Linked DNA regions of Homo sapiens: region 1 is linked to region 2. A link is a contact called in ENCODE Hi-C or POLR2A ChIA-PET data. All regions are on one chromosome and are shown on one strand. Each heading gives the region's core, a stretch centred on a gene start or an enhancer-like site at or near the end of the contact. The rest is flanking DNA. Distances are from core to core; before and after follow the strand shown.

Region 1 (5,806 bases), core at 2,470-4,969, 98 kb before region 2:
CCTTCAAAGCCATCACCTAACTTGGCTTGGAAGTCCATAGCCACATAGTATTTCAGGTGAGGCGTAAGTTTCTCTGGAACCAGCAGTGCAATTTGTTCATGAGCAGGGTAACTCAAAACTTTCAGTTCTTTTCCTGGTTTCATGTATCTTGAATCTTCCTCTGACTGAAGGGTGGCATTCGTGATTTCAAGATCTTTGCTGTGCAAGATGATAAACTGGGTAGCATTGCTGACCAAGACTTCGATCTTCTCAGATGCAACAAAGTCCAGAGAGGTGAGATTGGGGTGGACAAAGAGGTCATAATGGAGAGGAATGACCACACTGGGGAGCCTTAGCTCCTGCCAAGGAAATCGTTCCCCATTAGTGGCTACTGGGAAAGCCCCAGGATCCTCAGTGAAGTGATAACTAGATGGCACTGAGAACTGAGAACAAATGCATATTTGGGGCAAGATGGCTGTTAAGCAGTAAAATCCTCTGTGAATGTTAAACATTGGTTTTCTGTGTGAATTAACCATTGCAGAAGAATGGAACATGAAATCTATTCTCTAGAAGACAAGTTAATATCCAGGCTAATCTCGTAGTTCTTCATGGCACTGCACTGGCTCCAGTTATGTCACATGGGGTCTGAACAATATTTTCAATACATGAATTTAATCTAGAAGAAAAAAACACACTTATAGCATGACAAAAAAGATTTCAATTTACAAATAAAATCTTAAACATGTAAAAAGGTATGTGTGAGTAAGGGAAAATCTGCTCTCTGTCAGAATTAGGCCAAGTATCCACAAAATAGAGCAGAAATTAAGCTGTTATCTGGTTATTACAAATAAAAACCCTTTAGGACTCCCCCAAAAAACCCTACCTTAAAATTGAATGTAATGAATTTCTTCTGAATTCTTGTGCAGCGAGCAGAAGGCAGGTGTGTAAATTCATTGCATGTTGAATGTTTTTAACATTTGGTTATATTTTAAATTTTTGTTTATTTATTTATGTTTTAGACAGGGTCTTGCTCTGTTGCCCAGGCAGGAGTAGAGTGTGCAATCATGATCACAGCTCACTGCAGCCTCAACTTCCTGGGCTCAAGTGATCCTCCCACCTCAGCCTCCAGAGTAGCTGGGACTACAGACACACACCGCCACACTCGGCTACCTTTTTTGTAGAGATGGGGGTCTCCCTGTTACCCAGGCTGGTCTCAAACTCCTAAACTCAAGCAATCCTCCCAAACTGTTGGGATTACAAGCGTGAGCCACTGTGACCAGCCTACTTTATTTTTATTCATTTATTTATGTTTTTGAGACGGAATCTCGCTGTTGTCCAGGTTGGAATGCAGTGGCACTATCTTGGCTCACTGCAACCTCTGCCTCTGGGGTTCAAGTGATTCTTCTCCCTCAGCCTCCCGAGTAGCTGGGATTACAGGTATGTGCCACCACACCCAGCTAATTTTTGTATTTTTAGTAGAGACGGGGTTTCACCATGTTGGCCTGGCTAGTCTCGAACTCCTGACCTCAGGTGATCCACTTGCCTCAGCCTCCCAAAGTGCTGAGATCACAGGCGTGGGTCACTGCGCCTGGCCATATTTTATTTTTTTTGAAAGACAATGTGTCACCATGTTGCCCAGGCTGGCCTCAAATTCCTGGGGTCAAGCAATCCTGATGTCTCAGCCTCCCAATTAGCTGGAACCACAGGCACACATGTAATTTTAAGTGTATGCCTGAAAGTAAACTGTGCAAGATGTCTCTATTTTGTCTTCATAAGTCACAAAGAATATTCTATATATATATTCTATATTCTTTGGATACCAGATATTATTATTACTACGAATGGCATTGAACTTCACCTCTTTCAATAACATTATCTGAATGGCCTCATTTTATGGCTACTGGTGTAAAGGTTGCTGGTCAAGGTAGGTATTTATCCCCAGTTTATTTTCAATATGTCAAAAGCCATGGAAATAAATTTTGAGTTTATAATATTCTTACAGAATTTTTTTAAGGTTCGGTTCTTTTCCCTTTACACTACTTTTGAAAGCACAATTAAATCAAACTGAATTTACTACCTTTGTAAATAGAACTAAGTTTCTTTCTTTTTGAAGGGTAAAGCTACAACACATATAAAATTAGGACAAACAGCATAGTTAATTTGGGGGAATCAATTCTTACTGCCACCCTACCACCTGCCTCTACTTACTTCCTTACTGCTCCAACTCAAACCATGAAGGTTTTCTCTGCTACTTCTTCTTTTTATAATCCTTAACAAGTTCTGCAGCATTAATTATCCAAACAATTACTTCAATTTTTCAATTTGCAATATTAATGCAGGTGACAGGTATTGTTAAAGGAACAAAAATAAAATAATATTAAAGATACTTCTCCCTCTTTTTAAAAACAAGCATTAAATTACTGCTACAAATCTCAGTGTTCCAAGAACGTCTGATAAGTACACTCATAATTGGTCTATTAGCTTGAATTTTGGAGGGTTTAAAAAAAATGGAGTGGCTTATTATGTGGGTCTGAGGCTTTGGAATCAGAGTGCCCAGATTCCAACGCTAATTCCACCAACCTCACCTACGTGATCATGGGCAAAGTTTTTTACTTTTTGAGCTTCATTTATCTCAACCATAAAACAGTGTAATAATTATACCTTCCTCATGCTGGGATGATTAAATGAAATAATTCATGTGAAGAAGTTGGCACAGCACAGCATGGAGCATATAGGAAGTAAGTAATTAGTGTTGGATATGAAATTATTATTGAGGTTATAACTTGCATTCAATGGCCAAAATGAAGGAGTAGCTCGCCCCCACTTGTAGCAGACACTCCTAGAGATGTACTTGATTGATAAGAGTAGAGAGAAAAGCTTTACTCACACAGTCTTTAACTTTAGAACTAGTAAGGGTTGTAAAGGCCAGCTAGTACAAGTCCTTAGTGTTCAGATAAAGAAACAGGACCGGGCACAGTGACTCAGGTCTGTAATGCCAGCATTTTGGGAGGCCAAGGTGGGCAGATCACCTGAGGTCAGGAATTCGAGACCAGCCTCACCAACATGGTGAAACCCTACCTCTACTAAAAATACAAAAATTAGCCGGGCATGGTGGCACATGCCCGTAGTCCTAGCTACTCGGGAGGCTGAGGCACGAGAATCGCTTGAACCAGGGAGGTGGAAGTTGCAGTGAGCCGAGATCGTGCTGCTGCACTCCAGCCTGGGCGACAGAGCGAGGCTCTCTCTCAAAATAAATAAATAAATAAATACATAAATTAAATTAAATAAACAGATGAAGGAACAGGATGGTGACTTCTCAAAATCCACACAGGAAGTCTGAAACAGAATCAGGACTAAAACATAGCTCTTTGCCCTTTGGTCTGGTGGGCTTTCTATTATACTGCACTGTACCTTAAATAGCAATGCAGTGAACAAAACATCCTGGGATTGAAGAGGCAAGAATTGTCACAAACGCTTAGAAAAGACAAAAAGATCTCTGAAAGAGAGTCAGTGCAGCAGCGTCTTAGATCAAGTCCCAGCCTCAACTGCATACACTTTCTAATACAGCCGCGCCCAATTCACCCCAGTCCCCCAGAACCTTGCCTTAGATTACAAAACCTTCTCAACACAGCAGTTCTATACCTTCAGTTCATTATTCTTATTGAAAAAATCTAATTTTAAGACAAACCCAAGAGAAATGTTGATACGTTACCTTAAATCATGCTGCTGCAGATTTGACTGAAGGGGAATTTACTTTTGCTTTCACTTTCTGTTCTAAGATTCAGAACTTTGCATGCTTCCTGAGTACAGTAAGTACTAGCTGGTTCATTATCACGCAGGTGTGAATGGAGCTTAGGATAAGAGCTTTATTTCAAAAAGGACAAGAAACTTTTTGTAGAATGCACAAATAAGTGGCTTTGGAGTAGAAGCCAAACCATGGAAAGAAAGGATCGCCAGTGGCTGCCACTTCTGCTGTTATCACCTCCCTTCCCTTGTCCCCAGGGTAAAGCCTTCAGAACATAGTTTATGTTTTTTAGTGCCAAGTTGTTGTCTTAGGAATTGATCTTGAACTTCTCCTTGTGCTGCATCCTCAGTGCTATGAAATCTGACTTCTGCCCATCCACCCCACAAACGTAACTCCAAGCTTACCAAACACCTCCCGGGCAGCTTCTGTGATCTTTATCAGAGGTGATTATTCTCAGATTTTCCATGTCTGTAACCACCCTGTCTCCTTGGGCACGAGGGGACTGTATCTCATGCTCATCTCTTTGATCTCTCTTTATCTGCCTGTTTGAGTTGGGCTTCAACTTCCTCTCTGCTCTGAATACAGACCTTCCACAAAGATGAAACCTCTGGCCTTTGCTCTGCCCTCTCTTTATCCTTTCCAGTACCCAGATTTAGCATTTATCCCCATTCATCCCACATTGCTCCCATTGTGATCCCTCCTTCAAGGGTTCTGCTGCTGTAATTCCAACAGCCTGATGGACCAACAGTACATGGATGTCTAACCCTAACCTGAACCAGAACCCTGACAACTCAAATAGTGTTTTCTTTCCCCAGATAAACACCCTTTGCTTTATATGCTTCCAGCCTTCTTCCATTATCTAGGATTGAACCATATAGTTAGTTACTTTGATTCTGTCCCTCTCCAATTTGTTACCAAAGCCTGTTGATTTTTCCTTTTCTTTTCTTTTTTTTTTTTTTGAGATAGGGTCTCACTCTGTCACCCAGGTTGGAGTGCAGTGGTGCCATCCCAGCTCACTGCAGCCTTGACTTCCTGAGCTCAAATGATCCTCCCACCTCAGCCTCCCAAGTAGCTGGGGCTACAGGCATCCACCACTACACCCAGCTAATTTATTATTTTTTTTTTATAGATGAGGTCTTCCCATGTTGCTCAGGCTGGTCTCAAACTCCTAGGCTCAAGTGATCCTTCTGCCTCAGCCTCCCAAAGGATTGGGATTACAGGCATGAGACACCGCAACTGGCCTTTTTGAATCATTTTCAATCTCTTTCTATCCAACTAAGAAAAAATCCCACCGCTTATTAAAGTAGTCCAGGTCCTCATCCTTCCTCACAATGGCCTTCAATCATGTCTTCCCAGCTTCTCAAGCTCAGCTTCTTGCAGTTACTTGTACGATGCCACCAGATTAATCCTTTCAACTACTGCTCGACCATGCCTCCCCCACTGCTCAAGATCTTTCCTTGATTTCCCCATTTACAGAGGGGCAAGTCCTAGTGTGGGAACCATAGTGGCCTACTGGCAGCCTATATGCCAGCCTATAGTTGTTTTGTTTGAATCACAGTCTATTAAATGGCAATACATCCATACAATTTCTATTGTCAAGTGAAATATAACAAGCTTAGCTCTTATCATGTTGCAGACACTCTTCATAGACTTGTATCATGTGCCTTGTCCTGCTGTGGTTTGTGTTTGCAACCTATGTTTGGCCCAATAGCACATGTTGCCATGATTAGATCCTAGTTAAGTCTCAAGCTTTAATTTTTCCACCTTTCTACATTTTATTATTTCAACCTGAAAGAACAAGTCGATAAAGTAGAAGGGGCAGAAAGGAAGGCAGTAGCCTACACCTAAGGCCCGAAACATAAGACTGAATGGGGTCCCTCAGAGCTGCATTTCATGTAGTGAGAGGGGCACCACAGGAAGGGGGATGGCTGGAAGCCAGTGAGTGGGAAAAAGAAGGGGACAAAGACGACAAAGAAGAGGAGGCCCCAAGGGCTTATCTACGGACTCTAACTCTGCAGGGCGTGGGGGCAGGTAGAAGAGGTATAGGAGGCTGGGAGTATTTCTGTGATATTCCTTGTCACA
Region 2 (5,411 bases), core at 2,912-5,411:
TAGTTTCTTTGGGCTTCCAAATTCCCTGACAGGGATGCATAGTAATTGCTGACACTGTCTAAGCAAGGTAGGATTTTACCGTATCTGGAAATCCCTATTCTTGCTACACTTCAGTCCTTTTTACATTTGGAGCTTAAACCCCACCCAGGAAACATTTATGCCAACAACCTACATGCTTCAGCTTAAAGAAATCCAAACAGTGGTCCTACTGCCGTCCTGACTTGTGATCATGGTGTAAATTTTGAATATAGTTTGAATTTCTTTTGGCTTGAAAGGTGATCCCCTATGGAGTCACCCAGCATCATTAAAGTATTTAAATATGTAGGTATTTATAAAAATGGCATTTCACATTTTTGAGAAGGCTACTTAAAACCTAATTTTAGATATTTTTCTCTTGCCTTTTTTTTATAAAGTGTAACTAGGCCAGGCGCGGTGGCTCACGCCTGTAATCCCAGCACTTTGGGAGGCTGAGGTGGGTGGATCACGAGGTCAGGGGATCAAGACCATCCTGGCTAAGACGGTGAAACCCCGTCTCTACTAAAATACAAAAAATGAGCCGGGCATGGTGGCGGGCGCCTGTAGTCCCAGCTACTCGGGAGGCTGAGGTAGGAGAATGGCGTGAACCCGGGAGGGCGGAGCTTGCAGGAACCGATATCGAGCCACGGCACTCCAGCCTGGGTGACAGAGCAAGACTCCGTCCTAAAAAAAAAAAAAAAAAAAATTGTAACTGAAGGAAATCAGTAGTTTTTGTTTATATTTCCAGGCATGCTTCTCTGATCATGGGGAAAGTTCAGCAGTTCATAGTTAGTCACCATTATGCCTCTAAACATACTTACTGCACCTCAGATTCTCACCGAGTGTGTTCCTTTCTATAGCCTGCCTGTCGACGTGACCTTGGCAGTGTTTGCTGTGGGGGCCCAGAGCACAGAAGGCTGGGATTTTCTTTATAGTAAATATCAGTTTTCTTTGTCCAGTACTGAGAAAAGCCAAATTGAATTTGCCCTCTGCAGAACCCAAAATAAGGAAAAGCTTCAATGGTGAGTCCGTCATTCATTCATGTTCATGTGGCCAAGGGAAATTAGATTAGATTAGATCATTCTGGCATCTATTTTTGTTTTCTTGGCCAGGAATTGCCTATCCTGCTGGGAACATACTGCAAGTCAGCACACATCTAATGAGAAAGGCAAATAATTAGGGAGAACCAGGTGTTAGGAAAAATATTTAAAGGTGTATACATTTGTGCATCTTTAAAATGACAACATATTAAAAATATTTACTAGAGCTACTCTTCCTTAACTATTCTTTTGAGCAAATGAGAGGGTATATGAGAATGGGTGTTATGAACACTATATAAATGTTAGTTTTTATTATGTAGCTATAGTGGGTTTATCAGGATTGTGGTTACCCATTTATCTTTTTAACCTTTGTTACTGGCAGACTTTTTTTTCTTTTACAAGTAATTTTATTGCAGTGATTCATAACTGTTTCATCACCTATTCATTGCTAACATTTCTTTTCTTAATCCTTCTAGGCTACTAGATGAAAGCTTTAAGGGAGATAAAATAAAAACTCAGGAGTTTCCACAAATTCTTACACTCATTGGCAGGAACCCAGTAGGATACCCACTGGCCTGGCAATTTCTGAGGAAAAACTGGAACAAACTTGTACAAAAGTAAGTGGTGCCAAAAATTGTGCTGTGACTGGATAAGTTCATAACCTTACTGTGTTTTAGCCTTGCTGTTTGTAAAAGAACAGTAACAGTCTAAAGGTACTTTTTGATTGAAGATAGGCAGTAGAAATACCTAAAATATTTGTAGAAAACATAAAACTGGACTTCAGTGCTAACTAGTGAATCTGGACAGGGATGTTTTCCATTCCATCTGGCATAACCCCTTCCTGAGCCCATGGACATATCTGAAGCCTTCCTCCTCACAGTTCAGCCCAGGCCTTCCATGAACACATTTGCTTGTTCACATCTGTCTTTGTCTAACTCTTATAGCATTTCCTGCTTCTGTCATTTTCTGTTGGATACTTAACCTTTTATTAGGCTGTTGGTGTGTATTATTCTTTACAGCTAGATCTTAACCCATTGGATAGACATCATATTTTGTATTTTTCACACCGATCAGTTTTTAGCTGAAAGCTATTATATATAGGAGGCCCTTAAAATATATGTTAAATGAATAAGTATTTCACAACCCGTTTTTGAATATTTCCCTCTCTAGGTTTGAACTTGGCTCATCTTCCATAGCCCACATGGTAATGGGTACAACAAATCAATTCTCCACAAGAACACGGCTTGAAGAGGTAAAAAAAAAAAATCTATATATATATTTTTAAACATAAATGAAAATTAGCTAATTAATATGGGGTAGACAAAATACTTTGAGGGTGTGGTGAGTTAGAAATGGATTGTCATTTAGAAGTTATTTTTGGATGCTATGGTGTTGACAGCAGCATAAATCAGTTGCAATTAAACTAGTGAAAACTGTGCCTCTTCTCAGACACGTTAAGAGGTCTTAGCTCTGCCAGTAAAAACCTTAGGACTTGAAGAAAATTACTTGAGACAATTAGTCCTTGTTTAAGGATGTTAAAAGTGGGCACTGAGGTATAAATGACTGAAGTGGTCATCCAGCTGTTGCTAAAGAGGCAGGTCCGGAATCTAGGTTCTTTATAAACCATCCAAGTTCATGGTTCCCTGTCACTTATTATGTAACCATCTACCTTCAGAAAGAATTTCAGGCAGCTTTAAGATCCATGTATAAAAGAAATGTTAAAATGAAGGACAAAAAGATACATAATGGACAGGTGATAACCATGTGAGGGACTTATGGCTGAGGATAATTCTCGCAATTGTCCCCTGAATTTATCACAGACATTCCTGGAAGTCAAGGAAAAATGAGGAATCAGTATGAGTTATTCTCATTGTCTGGTAAAAGAGAACATGAAGCATACACATTTTCTACAAAAGCAGACTTTTCTTCAGTCCTAAACTCGAGGACTTTGATGTGTGGGCCATTGAGTTCTGTGGTGTCCCTTCTATAATAAGGTTTCCTATAGTAAAGTTGTGGAACAAATTTTACAAGGCTCTTAAACTGTGGTACATTTAGATAAAAGCTGAGAGGCTAATATTAATTTTTTTAGGAGTGGTTCCATTGTGTAGTCTGGTTACACTATTTTCTAGCTTGAGATGGGGAGAGAGCTTTGGAAATGAAAAAGAATGAAGGGTTGTTACAGTCTCGTAGCTTTTTTCCAGTTTTCAGTAGCCTCATCCAGGCTTGTAAAATTAACTTGCATATAATAATTCAAGCTTGAACTCCAGCGAGGTCTAGAGCAGAGATACTCTGTCTGATGACTGAAGAGATGTCCAAAGCCTTGACCAGAAAGGTAGTCATCTATAGACAAGATCTATAGCAACAAAGCATTTCATTCATTCACTTGTATTCTCATTAATTCATTCAAGACATATATGCCACACATGGTTTTAGGTTATGGGGCTGTAACAGTGAACAGACAGACAAAACCTTTGCTGTCACGGAGCTGAAATTTCTGCTGTGGGAATCAGACAATTACAGACAAATCAACCAATGTCAAGTAGTTACATGCTCTGAAGATGAATAAGGCAAGGAGAGTGATTGGGATAGAGGGTTGGTGCTGTTTTATAGGATGATTAGGAGACATTTGAGAAGATATCGAAGGAAATGCCAACATCTAGAGGAGTATTGTGTGCAGAGGAAATATCAGGTGCGAAGATCCTGAAGCAGGGCATGAAAAGTAAAGAGCCCGAGATGTTATCATAATGGAGAGCAAACTACGGACATATAAAATACGGGAGTCATCCTGAATCCTTTCTTCCCCAGACATCTAACTACGCAAGTCCTGCCGGTCTTCCCTCAGCACATGCACTGGATCTTGCGCACTTCTCTCTGCTCTTACCCCCATTCAATCCTTTCTCATCTCTTGCCTTGCCTATTGCAATAGTGTCCTAACTGGCCTCCCCCTTGCCACTTTGCCAATAGCAAAACATTTTCCACATTGAAGACTGCAAGTCAGCCCATAACTGACCCTGGCTTCTTGAAACCCTGCCTATTGTTCTTGCAGTAAATTCCAAATCCCTCCTTCCCATGTGTCCATGACCTTGAAGACCTGGCTTCTGAGGACCTCTCTGGTGCCAATTCCCACAGGCGCTCCTGGCTTACTCTCTCATAACACTGTAGCCACTCAGCCTCCTTCTGCTCCTGGGCTACCACATGTTTCTCCTGTCTTTAAGCCTCTGCACTTTTTATTCTCTCTGCCTGGCTTGCCCATTCCCCAACTTTTCACTAGAAAGGGGCATTTTATCTTTGAGAGGTCTCGGCTCAGATCACCTTCCCCAAAACCATGCTGTTCAATGCAGGCCACATCTCCTCAGTTACTAGCATACCCCTGGCATATTTTCTTCATAGCAGTTTATTTACAGTAATCATATTTACTGCTTGTATACCCCAAAAGACTGTAAGCTCCATGAGGGGAGGATGCTTGCCTGATTCACTGCTGCATCCTCAGTGTCTAGCACAGTAATTACAGCAGAGGGATGAATAAATATCAGAGTAAATATTGGTGAACAAATGGATGAGGTTAAGTCCCTGATACATGCTGGGTTTGGGGCTTTGCACTTTACCTGCATTATATAACTACATCCTTCACCACTGCTCTTCATTTTACAAATGAGGAGACTGGCTTCCATAGAAGTTAAATCATTTGCTCAAATCAAGTTAGTAGGATAAACCTGTTTTCCTATCCCTGTATTGTGCTACTTATTGCACAGAAATTGTTCTTAAAGAGCCAAGTCTGAATCAAATATTCAGTGGAGATGTTGCATTTCCAAGGCAGGTGAAGACAGAAGAGATGATTTTGGGTCAGGACAAGGGTAAGAGTAATGGTTAACAGCTGGCTTCGCTGTTGTAGAAGGTCTGTTTTTAGTGGAGCTATCATGATGAGCTCCTTTAGGATTAATGATTTGAACAATTAGTAAAATTATTGATGTGCTTTGTTGAGTAGTGCTCAGTGATTTTTAATCGACTGTGAATTAATCTTGCATTCTGAGAGCGTATGAAACAGTAGGTTGAGCTACAACTTAAAGTAGAGAGTGAAGTGTTTTCCAGGTTGCTACAGCAGGAGGCCATGCCTTCTGCTCATTGTAAAGTTGCACTGTATTGACATATAATTTTAAAACAACTCTGCATCATTTAAAATTGAATTCTGATCTTTCTAAAACCCATTCCTACTCCCCTCTTTATTCCCAAACTAATAATATGGTATTATGACATGGATTTCTAAGGAACTGGCTGTCTGGAATCTATGCTGAATAAATAATACATCATGGTCTACATTCGCTTCCTGAATACCAAATCAAAAATTGATGGATTAAT

What was found. A loop is a pair of places that touch in the nucleus more often than their neighbours do. ChIA-PET counts read pairs that join two places held with the same protein, here RNA polymerase II (POLR2A).
Region 1: a loop to region 2 is called in a map of endothelial cell of hepatic sinusoid, with 2.4 times the contacts of the local background. The contact joins the promoter of ERAP2 here to the enhancer-like site in region 2. A Hi-C loop is called at or near these places in 1 of 168 maps with a recorded cell type or tissue (endothelial cell of hepatic sinusoid). POLR2A ChIA-PET finds 5 or more read pairs at or near these places in 4 of 52 experiments (MCF 10A, T-cell, activated T-cell and 1 more).

The regions. Positions count from the first base shown.
Region 1 is chr5:96,874,413-96,880,218 of GRCh38, reverse strand. It overlaps ERAP2 (endoplasmic reticulum aminopeptidase 2), which reads right to left and starts at 3,719. Exons shown (of 19, transcript NM_022350.5): 1 at 3,692-3,719; 2 at 1-655. The coding sequence starts at 533. It also overlaps a transcript of ERAP1 not described here. RefSeq lists enhancers at 2,821-3,030, 3,401-3,610, 3,781-3,930, 3,951-4,080.
Region 2 is chr5:96,777,319-96,782,729 of GRCh38, reverse strand. It overlaps ERAP1 (endoplasmic reticulum aminopeptidase 1), which reads left to right. Exons shown (of 19, transcript NM_001040458.3): 16 at 876-1,037; 17 at 1,532-1,672; 18 at 2,226-2,307. Among named protein-coding and RNA genes, the nearest start is that of ERAP1, 28 kb to the left of the region's middle. RefSeq lists an enhancer at 1,159-2,358. Within about 2 kb of position 4,161, at least 3 of the 41 ENCODE cell types and tissues checked have a DNase peak (open chromatin) inside an H3K27ac peak, as active enhancers do.